Linked DNA regions of Homo sapiens: regions 1 and 3 are each linked to region 2. A link is an interaction called in ENCODE POLR2A ChIA-PET data of the cell type or tissue named here. Cell type or tissue: GM12878. All regions are shown on one strand.

Evidence for each region. ChIA-PET counts read pairs that join two places held together with the same protein. Peaks named below come from ENCODE experiments on the same cell type or tissue, not always from the same donor. Only the 100,000 strongest peaks of a DNase experiment are listed, where the experiment ranks them.
Region 1: POLR2A ChIA-PET joins it to region 2 with 28 read pairs; 10 of 35 experiments call an interaction of 5 or more read pairs at or near these places.
Region 3: POLR2A ChIA-PET joins it to region 2 with 20 read pairs; 5 of 35 experiments call an interaction of 5 or more read pairs at or near these places.

Annotation. Positions count from the first base shown.
Region 1 is chr1:160,602,583-160,607,582 of GRCh38, reverse strand. No RefSeq gene overlaps it. Among named protein-coding and RNA genes, the nearest start is that of CD84, 26 kb to the right of the region's middle. In GM12878, CTCF peaks have their summits at 294 (motif pointing right) and 2,090 (motif pointing right); a DNase peak (open chromatin) is centred at 322; H3K27ac peaks cover 2,260 bases.
Region 2 is chr1:160,426,767-160,431,766 of GRCh38, reverse strand. It overlaps VANGL2 (VANGL planar cell polarity protein 2), which reads right to left. Exons shown (of 8, transcript NM_020335.3): 8 at 3,097-5,000. Among named protein-coding and RNA genes, the nearest start is that of VANGL2, 29 kb to the right of the region's middle. RefSeq lists an enhancer at 1,670-1,899. In GM12878, a CTCF peak has its summit at 2,987 (motif pointing left); DNase peaks (open chromatin) are centred at 588, 1,886, 2,396, 2,886 and 1 weaker place; H3K27ac peaks cover 3,755 bases.
Region 3 is chr1:160,574,399-160,579,398 of GRCh38, reverse strand. It overlaps CD84 (CD84 molecule), which reads left to right. Exons shown (of 7, transcript NM_003874.4): 1 at 1-7. Among named protein-coding and RNA genes, the nearest start is that of CD84, 2.6 kb to the left of the region's middle. RefSeq lists an enhancer at 3,484-3,533. In GM12878, no CTCF peak of the experiment used is centred here; no DNase peak of the experiment used is centred here; H3K4me3 peaks cover 2,952 bases; H3K27ac peaks cover 4,439 bases.

The DNA of each region.
Region 1 (5,000 bases), 180 kb before region 2:
ATCTAGAGATATGCTGGCCCCCTGGTGAGCTCTGAGAAAACTAAATACGCTTCTATATACCAAGAAGTAGATCTGTCAAAGGTGGCCACCTGGTCACTTAAGCATGGCCCAAACCTGCCAGTGACACCCAAGTTTACCTAAATATTAGAATTACCCGGGAAACTTTTTAAAAAATAATGATGACCAAATCTAACCTGAAACCAAAATGAGATCTGGGTTGAGATTTATAGAACTACTTATACCACAGAAAGGATTTCGTGATGAGTTTCACACACCAGCCACAAGAGGGTGATATAGCAACACAATCCACCCAACCTTAGCATCCCCACCACTTCCTTGTATCTAAAGGATGTGGACTTAGTCACAGACTGGATGAAACTGTGTCTGGTTTCTCAGCTCTTACAGGCTGAAAGGAGATAAGGAGGCTAATGTGGATTGATGAAAGGCTCTAAAAGGTTAAGTGTACTAAGTTTATTTCACAGAAGACTTCTAGTTCTACTCAATGCTTCACTCATTCAACAAAGTTATTAAGTTCCTACTAAGTGTTTGGCTTGTCATCCAGCAGGAGATACAAAGAACACAGGCAATTGAAGTATTATAACAGGTAGATCACTATGTGATCTACTGAGAACCATTGGAAAATAAAAGAAGATGCTATTAATAATTACCCTGGGGCAGGGGATGGCAGCTAGGAGGCAGGACTAACTTGCAACTCTCACTCAGATGTGTGGAGACTCACATCATGAACTTTTGTTCCAAGAACCGCTGCAGGAACATACCAGGAAAACTGAAAGAATTCACCAGCCCTTTGAAAGAAGTGGCTTGCCACTGCAAACTCTGTGAAATAGCTGAAAAACTGTGAGTGCCTAAAGTGTGAGAGGGGGAAAGTCTACCTCTGAACACACATCTTCACTGGGGAAACCTGAAAATCCAAATAACAGGAGAAGAATTTAACTTTACCTAGAGCTGAAATGAATTTAGAGAGCCAAGCAAAATACAAAAGTAGAAGAAGCAGTGGGAAGAGCCCTACAGGCACTCCTGGTCCCCCAGGAAGTCCAGGGAAGTCATTTCTGACTTTATCTCACAGGGTTCCTTGGGGAGGGCTGCCAGTGGGATTGGGGAAGGGCCACAGGGAGAAGGAAACTTCCAGCTGAACTTTGTAATAATTTTGACTGAGTACGAATTGTCCTGGTCAGGATCTGTGGAGATGAATAGAAAGTGCAGATATGAGCACAGAAGCCACAGCAGGCAGGGAGGGGTGAGGCCTGAAAGCCCTGCTTGCCTTCTCAGCAGAGAGGCTAGTATCCCAGGGCAACATCCCAGCCCTGCATACCAGAGGCTTGGATATAAATTTGGCTCTTTGGGGAGCATGGCAGGAGTGAGACTGGCCTTGCTGGCTGTGTGGGAGTGGGGAGAGGCCTGTCACCACTGGCTTTCCCCCACTTCCCTGGCTACCTGTACAAAGCAGCAGAGGCAGCCATAATCCCCCTGGGAACATAACTCCATTGGCCTGAGAACCACACCCCCATACCGCACAGTTGCCACAGCAAGCCCTGTCCAAGGATAGTCTGAGCTCAGACATGCTCAACTCTGCCCCCACCTGATGGTCTTTTTCTGCCAGCCCTGGTAGCTGAAGACAAAAGACATAATCTTGTGGGAGCCCTATGGCCCTCCCATCACCTGAGAAACCCAAATACTTATCCAGGTGACCTTAGGGCAAGCTTGTATTCCCCCGTACTGCTGCAGCTGATGCTCTCTTGAAATCGCCACCTTCTGGCTGGAGGCCAATCAAGTCAAGCCATTATAGCAACTCATAACAAAATAGCCCTGCTCCAAGGAAGGAGAAAACAACAGCTAATTCCACCACTTGTAACGTCCTGGCTAACCAGAGGTCCTGAGTCTGTCCATGTGACAACTTCACTGTTAGCATAACCAGCATTTGAGAAAACCTGTGCACTAAACAAAACTACAACCAAGGACTCTCACAGAATCCACTTCACTGCCCTGCTACCTTCACTGGAGTAGGTGCTCGTATCCGTGGTTGAGAGACCTGAAAATAGATCACAACACAGGACTCTTTGCAGACACTCCCCAGTACCAGCCTGGAGCCTGGTAGGTCCACTAGGTGGCTAGACCCAGAAAAGCAATAACAATCACTGCAGTTCAGCTCTTGGGAAGCCCCATCTGTAGGGGAAAGGGGAGAGCACCACATCAAAGGATCACCCTGTGGGACAAAAGAATCTGAACAGCAGCCCTTGAGTCCTAGACCTTTCCTCTGACATAATTGACCCAAATGAGAAAGAACCAGAAAAACAATTCTGGCAATATAATTAAACAAAGTTCTATCACACCACCAAAAGATCACACTAGCTCACCAGTAATGGATTCAAACCAAGAAGAAATCTCTGAATTGCCAGAAAAAGAATTCAGAAGGTTGATTATTAAGCTACTCAAGTAGGCACCAGAGAAAGGTGAAAACCAACTTAAAGAAATTTTTAAAATAATACAAGATATGGACAAAAACACTGTAAAGAAATAGATATTATAAATAAAAAACAATAAGAACTTCTGGAAATAAAAGACATGCTTAGAGAAATGCAAAATACACTGAAAAGTTTTAACAATAGAATGGAACAAGTAGAAGAAAGAACCTCAGAGCTCAAAGACAATGCTATTGAATTAATCCAATCTAACACAGACAAAGAAAAAAGTTTTTTTTAATGAACAAAGCCTCCAGCCAATTTGGGATTATGTTAAATGACCAAACCTAAGAATAATTTGTGTTCCTGAGGAACTCAAAGAACACCCAGGAAATTCATTGCAAAAAGATAATTACCTAAACACACAGGTTTAGGTAATCTAAACCATCAGGTTATCTAAAGTCAAGATGAAGGAATGAATCTTAAGAGCTGTGAGGCAAAAGCATCAGGTATCCTATAAAGGAAAACCTATAAGATTAACAGCAGATTCCTCAGCAGAAATCCTACAAGCTAGAAGGGATTGGGGTCCTATCTTTCATATCCTTAAACTAAGTAATTATCCTTACTTTAGCCTCCTTAAAAGAATAATTATCAGCCAAGAATTTTGTATCTGGCAAAACTAAGCTTCATATATGAAGGGAAGATAAAGTCTTTTTCAGACAAGCAAATGCTGAATGTATCACTACCAAGAGAATTTGCCACTACAAAGTCAGCACTATAAGAACTGCTAAAAGGAATTCTAAATCTTGAAACAAAACCTCAAAATACACCAAAATAGAACCTTCTTAAAACATAAATCTCACAGGACCTATGAAACAATAACACAATGAAAAAAAAAACCAAGCAATTCAGGCAACAACTAGCACAATGAATAGAATAGTACCTCATATCTCAATACTGACATTAAAAGTAAATGGCCTAAATGCTCCACTTACAAGATCCAGAGTGTCAGAATGAATAAGAATTCACCAACCAAGTATCTGCTGTCTTTAAGAGACTTGCCTAACACATAAGGACTAACATAAACTTAAGGTAAAGGGGTGGAAAAATATATTGCATTCAAATGGACACAAAACTGAGCAGGAGTAACTATTCTTATATCAGACCAAACAGACTTTAAAGCAAGAATAGTTTTAAAAGACAAAGAGGGACAATCCATAACAATAAAAGGACTAGTCCAGCAGGAAAATATTACAATCCTAAATATATATGCATCTAACACTGGAGTTCCCAAATTTATAAGACAATCACTGCTAGATGTAAGAAATGAAATAGGAACACAATAATAGTGGGGGGCTTCAATACTGCACTGACAGAACTAGAAAGCATCAAGACAGAAAATAAAGAAACTATACCCTAGAATAAATGGACTTAACAAATACTTACAGCACATTCTACTCAACAACAACAAATATTTACAGCACATTCTACTCAACAGCTGTGAAATATATATTCTACTCATCAGAACATGGAACACAGGCCAAAAATCAAGTCTCGATAAATTTAAGAAAATCAAAGTTATATCAAGTACTCTGTCAGACCACAGTGGAATAAAATTGGAAATCAACTCCAAAAGGAACCCTCAAAACTATGCAAATATATGGAAATTAAATAATCTGCTCCTGAATGATCTTTACATCAGCAATGGAATCAAGATAGAAATTTAAAAGTTCTTTGAAATGAACGATAATAGTGACACAACCTATCAAAACTTCTGGGATACAGCAAAAGCAGTGCAAAGAGAAAAGTTCATAGGATTAAATGCCTACATCAAAAAATCTGAAGGAGTACAAATAGACAATCTAAGGTCACATCTCAAGGAACTAGAGAAGCCTGAACAAACCAAACCCAAACCCAGCAAAAGAAAAGAAACAACCAAGATGAGAGCAGAACTAAATGACATTCAAACAAACAAAAAACAATACCAAAGATAAATGAAACGAAAACCTGGTCCATTGACAAGAGAAAGAAAATGGATAGACCATTAGTGAGATTAACCATGAAAAGAAGAGAGAAGATCCAAATAAGCTCAGTTAGAAACAAAATGGGAGATATTACAACCAATACGACAGAAACACAAAAGACCATTCAAGGCCATTATGAACACCTTTATGTGCACAAACTAGAAAACTGAGAGGAGATAGATAAATTGCTGAAAACATACAGCCCTCCTAGATTAAACCAGGAAGAAATAGAAACTTTGGGCTGGGCGCAGTGGCTCACGTCTGTAATCCCAGGACTTTGGGAGGCCGAGGTGGGCAGATCACGAGGTCAGGAGATCGAAACCATCCTGGCTAACATGGTAAAACCCCATCTCTACTAAAAATACAAAAAATTAGCCAGGAACAGTGGCAGGTGCCTGTAGTCCCAGCTACTCGGAAGGCTGAGGCAGGAGAATGGCGTGAACCAGGGAGGCAGAGCTTGCAGTGAGCCGAGATAGTGACACTGCACTCTGGCCTGGGCGAAAGAGTGAGACTCCTCCTCAAAAAAAAAAAAGAAATAGAAACTTTGAACAGACCA
Region 2 (5,000 bases):
TACTTTTAACCACATACTTACCCTAAGTGAAGCAGCAGCATGACCTAATTGTGCCCAAAAGCAAGAAGGGACAATACACAACCGAAGATCTCATACTCCTAATTTTTTTTTTCTTTTTTCTTTTCTTTCTTTTCTTTTTTTTTGAGACAGAGTTTCACTCTTATCACCCAGGCTGGAGTGCAGTGGCCCAATCTCGGCTCACCACAACCTCTGCCTCCCGGGTTCAAGTGATTCTCCTGCCTCAGCCTCCCAAGTAGCTGAGATTACAGGCATGTGCCACCACGCCCAGCTAATTTTTGTATTATTAGTAGAGACGTGGTTTTACCATCTTGGCCAGGCTAGTCGCGAACTCCTGACCTCAGGTGATCCACCCGCCTCGGCCTCCCAAAGTGCTGAGATTATAAGCGTGAGCCACTGCGCCCAGCCATACTCCTAATTTTTATAACCTTATAACCAAAGTCATTCCCCTTACAGGATATCAGAGTACAGATGGCTATTTTTGACAAGTGACATCAAAATAGTTTACATATCAGGCTCAATACCCTCACACACTGTTGGCTTCAGTCTGCCTTTTACAGATGGTATTTACCACCTCCAGGAAAATAGTGTGCTTCCTCGGGTTGCCTACAACATATGACAAAATAAAATTTCCCAACTTATCTAGCAAAAGTCCCATGAGCTCCAAGGGGAGGGGGCCAATGTTTTATTTATCTTTGTATCACAATGCCTACCACACAGTAAGTGTGCCCCCAAAACTTGCTGAGATGAAATGAGAGAAGCCAATGCCTTGGCCAGGTTTCCCAACTCTAAACCAGTACCTTCTCCCACTATTCTACATACTCAAATGTGGCATTCACTGTTATGAGCAGGTAGGATGTCATGTCTGCCCTGCCGTTTGTACCAAGAGAAATGGACCCCATTCTCAGCCTGAAAAGAAACTGGGGAGCTAGACAGGGATGACTATTCTCCAAGATTTACTATGTAGGTGGTCCTTTATTATCTCTCTAGCATCTTCCATGACCATGTGTACACTAATGCTGCAGTGCTTTTCCAAAGGCTGACTTTCCCCTACCCCAGCCTTCCTGGCAATTGGAAGAGCATTACTATCATATGCTTAAAGTAACAAAAAAGCCAAGGGTTACCTTAAGCAAGCTGACTTTCAGTCTGTAGAAGCCATTAAACTATCCCAAACAAACAAAAAAAAATAGTAACAAAAAAATTAAAATTAAAAAATAAAAAACTAATAACAAATCACTGAGACCTTGGTCTAAAGATCTTTATGTCTCCTCAGCCAGAGCCCCAGCCCCCAGTTCCCCCTCTCGGCTGTATTTCAAAGGCAAAGGCTAAAAAACAAAAATCACACATGGGCAGCATATGTAATCACATATAATCACATATAATGTCATGAAGTCCCAGGCATGACCCTGACAATCCACCAAGCTGGGTCCCTAACTTCAGTGCTATGTGAAGAACTTCTGTGGAAAACACATCCTTTCAAACAAAAGTTACAAATACCCTTTGCTGCCTGACAAATGGTCAGGATTATCACTTTTGCTTGCAGCAAACCTCTAGAGAAAATATGATCTTATCAATCAAATATTGAGGTCTGGCTTTAAATCTATGAATTCCTGGGGCCAGCATTACAAGAGGAGGTCCCTGAGGTTAACTAGCCTTCTCAAGGGTCCACCAAGGTTAGCTCAGTGAGGGCAGGACCATATCCAGTATCTTTACCAGAGAAAGTACTTTAGTATCAGGCTGGGAACATCATAGGCACTAAATAAAGAATAAACTTAAAAGGTGTTTACTATACTTGGCTGTTGAGAACAAGAATAATTTCAGAGGCATGCTAAGGTAGAAATTTGGTCACAATGTAAGTCACAAGTTGACTCTGAAATGAACTGGAAACAGCAAGTGAAACTATTCTACAAACCTAGTTACAGAAAGAACAGAGCCGTGAGAATGGGGATGCAATTTCAAGGGAAGTATTTTTGTTTGTTTTCACATGAGAAAGACTGGAGTGCAATTTTAAAGGGAGAAGCAAGTATATGATCCCTTTCATGAGCCCCTATTGTATTGTTAGTTGTTCAGTTCATTATTCATGCAACAATTTTTTATTGAGGACCAACTATATGCGAGGAACTGGTTTCAATTCTAGGAATACTTAGATGAACAAAATGTAATCTCAAGGTGAGTGTGTTCCCCCATCTTGAGTCTTAAACAAACTTCCTAGATTTCTTGAAGGAAACTCCCCGAGCTCCTTGGAATCCAGCCAGGGTTTGTCTACACTCTGCCTGAGAACACGCCATGAAGCCTTGCACTAGGGTCACCCAGCCTGTCACCCCTGTAAACTGGGTCATCCTCCAGGATGGAGCCTCTCTTGCCTTTGCATCCCCAGAGCCTGGCAGAGTATGAGGCAGGGGAGAGGAGGAGGAAATCTAGTGAATAGGCCACCTCCATACAGAAATGCTTGTTTTTAACCTTAGCAGGCTGTTTACATGCTAAGCATCTTGCCCAAAGTCACAGAGGTCAGGCCCAGGTAAGACTGGGAGAAGGGACCCAATCTCTTGAGGGTGATTTTAGTACCTGATTACATGCATTACAGTGACAACAGAGCACTGAACTCTCTACATATTTAGAACTAATATATATACTACAGAAACTTGTCTCAATGAATTGTGATGGGCTGTCACCACTGACTGAAATCTCAACTATCCCCTGAAATTCCTATGGCACTTTATGTTTTAGAAATACGTTTTAGAAACCCACTCCTGCCCTAGAGGCCATACAGACACAAGCTTGCTCAGGAGGGTGGACCCAGGAAGTAATCTTTCTTTCTCTATCCTGACAACTACACCAGGAAGTGGTTAAGCCCTCACATTGTTGTTTCTCTCTCTTTAGAATCAGGATTCAGAATAAGCAATTTCCTTTTTCATTTTCCCATTTCTCTCCAACACACCCTGAAGGCCTGCAGAGCAATGATGAGCTCACACTGCCCCCTCCTGCCCATTCCCTCCCTAACAAGGAATATATTCATTATTCCCTGGCCCTCATTTGCTCCCATTCCTGTAAAGAAAGAAAAGCAACAGAATGCCCCCACAAAAGTCAAATGTCTTTATTTTATATAAAAAAAATTTGTACAGTTTTAGTTCCTATGTTTAAGAAAAAAATCCTAAAATTGCCGTAATGTTTAGATCCACTGCAAACTGTAGAAACAAGCTTTTTATATATTAAAAAAAATTTACATTTTACAATTTTCTACATGCATGCACAAGGTCTCAGCTCTGTAACCCCACCCCCCCAAAAAAAAGGAAAAAAAATCTAGATCCAACAGTGGAAAATTCTACATTTACAATCTCACTTGGAAGGGACTCAAAAAGCCCTCTTCCTTTTGCGCACGGAAGAACAAATCACAACAATCACACACCAGGACTGAATCCATCAGCAGATACTGCCCTGTGGGAAGGGCAGAGGAAAGAGAAGACAGACGGACTGACAGACACCACAGAGGAACAGGGGAGTTAGCCTGGGACCAATGGAGGAGAAGTACGAACCCTGGGAAAAAGACGTGTCAGATGAGAAAGTTCCGGAGAGTCCGATGTCTCATCGCAGGTGTTACATCATCAGGGTTTGCCATTGGAATACTGAGTGGAGATGGGAAAGAGAAAAGTTAAGGGCTGAAATGGGAGGGGAATGGGAAGAAAAAATGAGAGACAAGAGGGAAATAAGAAAAAACAAAGAGAGCACAAAGACCAGTTTAGGAGAAAGGACCAATGGGGACAGTGGCAGAGTGGCGAGGTAGGTGAAGGACTGAGGCACAGCGTCCTGTTGTGGAGGGAGGAAAGGCAAGCGTTCCGAGGTGGTGAAAAGGAAGGCCTGCTAGGCACGGTGGGGATGAACGAGGATGCCATGAGTCACACAAAAGACAGTGCTGGTGAGGCCCAGCCACAGCAGCCCTATGGTGTCAAGGGGGTAAGAGGTGGGCATACCCCCACAGCAGGAGAATGAGCAGATCCAGCGCATGATGGGACAGACACAGTGGGGAAACTGCTCAGAGGGACTGAGTCAGCTGCACACCCCACAGCAGTTCACAGCATGGAGACAACTTCCCACAGGGGAGAAGCAGAGGACAAACACATGGCCATATGTCTGACAATTCATCCTGACATTTTAAAAAACAATAGTAATAATAATAATAATAATAATAATAATAATGAAAAAAGACAAAGATACCACAGTTCTGAAGCAAAAGACCAAAATGCTACCATTCTCAGGCACAGCCCTTAGTGCTTAGAGAGTTGGAGGCAAAAAATTTTTTTTAGGAAAGGGGAATGAAAAAAAAATCACAGTGATTAAAAACATGGCAGGATCTTAAAATAAACACTCCCCAGCCCCTAACCTAGGGCAGCAACTAAGATCCCAAATCCTTTCCCTCTCCCCCACCCCAACCTGCTCCTCAGACCACACCACACTCCATCCTGTCCACAAAGGCAATGACCCCAGTCACCATCCAGGCCCTGTTTTCCAGGATAGTGAGGTATTTATGTGACTCAGAAGGGACTCTCTGACACAAAGTTTTTGAAGAGAAGAAAAGAGACAGACCCCCAGAACAGGACATATTTCATACAGGCCTATCTCATAACCCTGGCCCCAGCCAGAGGCCCTGCCTAAGTGAGCTCCACAACCCACCCCTTTGGGGACAAGGTAAGCATTGGCCAATGAGCTCCTCTCTAGCATGCGGTGGGTAAACAAGTGAACTTTTGCAGAAAGGACAGCAGGAGAAACCCCGATCACTAGGCTCCATCATTCCCAGGGCTGGTGCTACACAGAGGGGGAGCCTCCCAGGGGAGACACTGGGGATCTTATCCCAGGATGTGCTCTGCAAGGTAAGTACCAACCAGTCTTTCAGGGAAAAGAAGGGCCTACAAAAGGACACTGTGAGTTACTCAGAGGAATGGCCTAGTCATTGCAGCCATCAGAAAGGTCCTCCATGTGGATCCTGG
Region 3 (5,000 bases), 150 kb before region 2:
CAAACCTGTGAGTTCTGACCCTTGCTGATCGCCTCCTAGTTTTCCATAAAGTTTTAAAAATTGCCCTTAAGGAAGACATTGAACTGTCTTTTTGATCTGTGTTTAGCAGAACACCCTGGGTCTCAGTATCTACTGTACTCAACAGGATCCAACTGGCTGGGGAGAGACTTAAAATTCAAACCTAAGTGTTTAGGTTCAGCTTTAAAGTTTATATTACTGAGTTATATTTCTGAGATCTGGAGATCTCAGTTTCCAAAGGTCTGAGGCAAATCCTTCTCAGAGGAATCAGCACTTGGTAAACCCACCCAAAAAGCCTGGCAAAAGAAAGATCTTCTAAAAGCTTGAATGACTTACAAGCAATTTCTTCTTGGCATTCAATTGTGATGGCGTTTGAGAGAGAAAAATGTCTTTCCTAATTATAGTTGATTGTTCTATCAGGTTAGAGTGATGGATGACTCATCGTTATCATTGTTGAGCCTCATCTCTATAAACTCCCTTTATTTTCAAAACACAGAGCTATTACTCTGCTTTTATCCTCAACAAACTCTAAAATAAATGAGGAAGAGATTACTATCCCATTTTTTACAAATAGTCTCAAAAAAGAGTTGGAGAACTTGAATTAAAAACCCTATTTTTCTTACTTATGGCATAACAGTAAACTAAAAGAACGACATGAATATTGATTGTTATTTGTACAAAGAAAATTGTAACATTAACATAGATCTGGGAGTGCTGTGTCATTGTACATGTTATCTCCTTAAATACAAACAATTGCTCTAACAGAAATTTACTATGTTTGGAACTTCTAGATCTACTTCTAGTATCTCTTGCCAGTTCTGAAAATGCACTAGCAGAATTCTGGCATGAGTTAGAACCCTGGGAACCTAGTACGTTTGGATTTTCTGTAAAGGTAGAATCAATGCACTGTGATCTCTCTGGTTTCTTTGGCCATTTCAAGCTATGGCTCCTTTAATTTGAACTTCATGGAGATTGTAACCACTAGTCAGACCAAATTTTTGGAGCCTCTGCTGGTCGCTCTAGAATGGCAGACAGAAAATGCAAGTAGATGAGGAATGGTACTAGGGATGTCCCTAATCTTCCAGAGAGAGACCAGACAAGGTAGCATTTGATACCACTTAATTTGCAAAACATTCTACAATGTTTATGCCTACATTCTTATGTCATCCATATGAAAACCATTGAGATGAGCAAGATAGACGTTATTAATCCCATTATGCAAGAAAAATAATAAATTAAGATTTAGGGGTTTAAAAATTCACCTGAAATTTCACTACCTAAATTGGTAGAGCTGGAAATAGACATTGGTTTTTCTAATTCCAAGGTTAATCCCAATCCCATTGGTTCTTCTTTCTGCTCCACCTGACCTCTTCACTCATTGCTTTCAAATTTTTGATGCTCTTCAAAAGGTTAATACCTGCTAAGATAAAAGGTAGCTCTAGGATACACTTCTTTCATCTACTGAAACTGAAATAAAGTTGTCAAATCAGCTAGTAGTGAATTGTTTACAAGTTTTGTGACCTAGACGAAGTTACATTCCTCCTCTGACTCTTGTTTCAGCTTCAAAATGGGGAGGTATTAATACAGTAGAATTGTTTTGAGAATCAAAATGATGATAATGCATGTACAACACTTGCCATGGTACCTGAATATAGTAAGTGTTTAACAGATATCAGCTAATGCTACTATTTTTCACACTCGCTTTTCATTCATTATTAGGAAGAGCCATGGCTTTACCACACAGAGATCCTGGGCAGGACTCCTCTGTCAGGGAATTGTCCAAGGAACATAAACAGGAGAAAAGGTGGTGGGAGTTTGAGCTTAGGTGTTGGTTGTCTGGGTTCTGGAAAAGGAAACTAGGAGTGAGATATTCATTTCATCAAGGATCCATGAAAGGGGAATGGGAGCTTGTTTTTATAAAAGTGAAGCCAGGAGTACTTTTTACATACTGTCCACCTTTACTGAATTATCTGTTTGCCTCTTAAGGATTATTCTGCAAACCTTTTCTGAGCACAAAAATATACCATGAATTCCTCCTGCTGCTGTTCCTGGTAGAGGTAGTCCCTTACATTCAGTATTGGGCTTAGGAGTCTACACTTTACACATTTCCCTGGAATTCAGAGCAGTTGAAGAGGCTGAGAAGCAGTGGAGAGATGCAGGGAGAAATCCCCATTTCCCCTCAGAAATCACCGACATAAGGAAAGTCTGAGTGTGCAAACTTATGACTGTTCCATGTTGGAAAAGTTTTCTCTGAGTCAAAATTCACAGTCTTATGCTCTGATGCCAACTTTCTGATCATGACTTTGGAAACACCATGACTCTGACTGTCTCTCCACATACCCTGGGAGACACTCCCACTCTGAGGGTAGGAGATGAAGGAGTCCACCAGTTTTAATCCTTGCCCACCCCCTCTACATATACTGTCTCATACTCTTAATTCTTCCTTTTCTCTGCCCCATTCGTATTTCTATTTCTTCAACTCCCTGTCTTATCTCCCATCAATAATAGTAATAAGTAACCATTTATGGAGCAATCACTGCATATTCAGCATTACTCTAAGTAGTCTACAGTTATTATTTTGTTTAATCCTTACAATACACTATGAGATAGATACGGTTTATGTGCACATATACAGATGAAAGCATTGATACACAGAGAGTCAAAGGCCACTTAACCAAAAAGTGAAAGAAGTAGAATTTAAGCTTCAGAGTCCTTAGACTTCACCTCTGAGTCATGCTGCCTCCACCCACATTGATGCTGAAGTGGAGTAAATTACTCTCCCTACTATTAATGTTTGGGAATATGTCAGTAAAGAGTGATGATTTATTTATTTCTGTCAAGACAGGATTATTCGGATAGAATCTGTGCCTTTCTCTATACCCACCCACAGAGGAGGAAGGAGCTGTTGGCAGGTCCTTGCCAATAACGGAAGTTTAGGCAGGGCAGTGAGGCAGAATACCCAAGCAAACAACCATCTCCAGACATATTTCAAATACCGTTCACTTTAATATTATTCAAATGTGATTTGAATTAGTTTCTTTAAACAAATAAAAGTCCAATATCAGCATGATGTTGATGTCTTGTTGGATGTTAAACATGGTCATGGGCATTTCAGCAGTTGAGACCTAAAATTCTAAGAAATGAGTGGGCTCACTATGGGTAACTGGACCCCAACCATCATCCTGGGGCTCAGAGACAGGAAGCATACCTGTGGAAGTATGCTGACAAAACAACCTGCCACTGATCTGAAGTCCTTGCATTGAGGGGTCTTCAAGATAAGGACAAGGCCTCTGTATTAGAATGAGATTTAAGCAGATGACTACCACAGACATTCAGAAAAGGGCTCAAAAGCAGAAATCCAGTTATAGAAATGGAAATATATTACATATGGGTAAAACTGCTTATCAAAAACCCAGCTTCCAAACAGAGGGTGGAAAGCTGTTCCCCCTGTGATAACTCAGGCCTTCAGTGGAAGGCAGCGGAGGCCTACCTTGTCAGCTCCAAGTGCTTGAAGCAGTCCTGGAGATCAATATGGAGGCCAACAAGGCAGCCAGAGCACCTTCGCAACAGGAGCCTGATGGTCGGTGCCAAGCCATTCAGGCTACTGGAGTATTCCTAAATCAAACCTTTCTTGTCTTGGACCTTAGGAAAGGGATGGACCTGTAAGTTTGGAGATCACTGGGCTCATCTATGTGAAACTTGGAAAGAGGTATGAGCAATCAGCTGGGGGCTGATATAGGTGGAACTGACTAGGTACTCTTGTTTCCTTTGTTATACTCAGTGTTCAAGTACACGCTAATAGAGGGCAGCAATGTTAAAACGGATGGCTATGATCTCATGTCTGTTTTGAGATTTTGTGTGTGTGTGTGTGTGTGTGTGTGTGTGTTTTGAAGGAACTGATTCAAGTAAACCTAAATCCCAATAAAGGTGATATAAAGTAAAACTCCCAGGGGAAAACAATGTACTATTGCATGGGGGTAGTAGGTTCCTTTTTCTTAAAACCTCATGATCAAGGACTTTCCGTCGCTTTGGAGAATGACACAAAATTTCTGCCTGCCCAGCCCTGTGCTTCCTCTTCCCCTCTATGTCCCTTCACTCAGTGTGAGCAGTTATAATGGACTCTCTTTTGGGCACCACATGCTAAAGCTACCTCTGGTCACTCTCCCAGACCTACAATACTCAGCGATGTTCCACCCCCACTTTTTGACTCTAGGAGGCAGTGGGTGGAGAAGAGGAGAGGAAGTTTAGCTAGTGCCACAAAAAAAGAACAAGAAATGTTTGTCTGGAGGATCCTAAGAAAGTAAGGGGGTGGAGGTGTCTGTTAAGCAACTGTGCAGTCTTCCCCATTTCCACTCTTATTAATAGCTACTTGCTGACTTTAACATCTCCCCAATACCCCAACTCTAATTTTTCCCTTCGTAGTTGTCTGAGGTGTTATTTTAGTCTCTTTGAAGATGTTTATTTGTTTTACATAGCAAACATATATAGTGCCTAGTATATGCCAGGCACTATTCTAAGAGGTCTACAAATATCAATTCATTTAACCCTCATAATATTTTTATGAGGTCAAATATTGTGCTACTATTACCTTCACCAATGTGCTAATATTACCTTCATTTTAAAGCTGAGGAAACTGAGGCACAGAGAGGTTACTGACTTTCCCTGGGGTTCATGGCCAGTCCCTGACAGAGCCAGGATTCTAGCCCAGGCAGGCTAGGCCTCAGTGACTAACCCATGGTGACATACAGGTGATTCCACAAGGCAAGGCTCTCCTTAGGACCACTAGACTCTCCTCCATTAGTACACACACTTGAGAGCACCCTCATGTCATTTAATCCTAATAATTCCTCAAAGTGGCAGGACAGCTCTGTTTTATTTCTTTTACCAACTAGAACCCTCTGACTTAGCAAGTAAGTGACATTCATGGTCATTTAGCTAGTCAACAACAGACCCTAGACTCAAACATGTTTCCTAATCCCTGA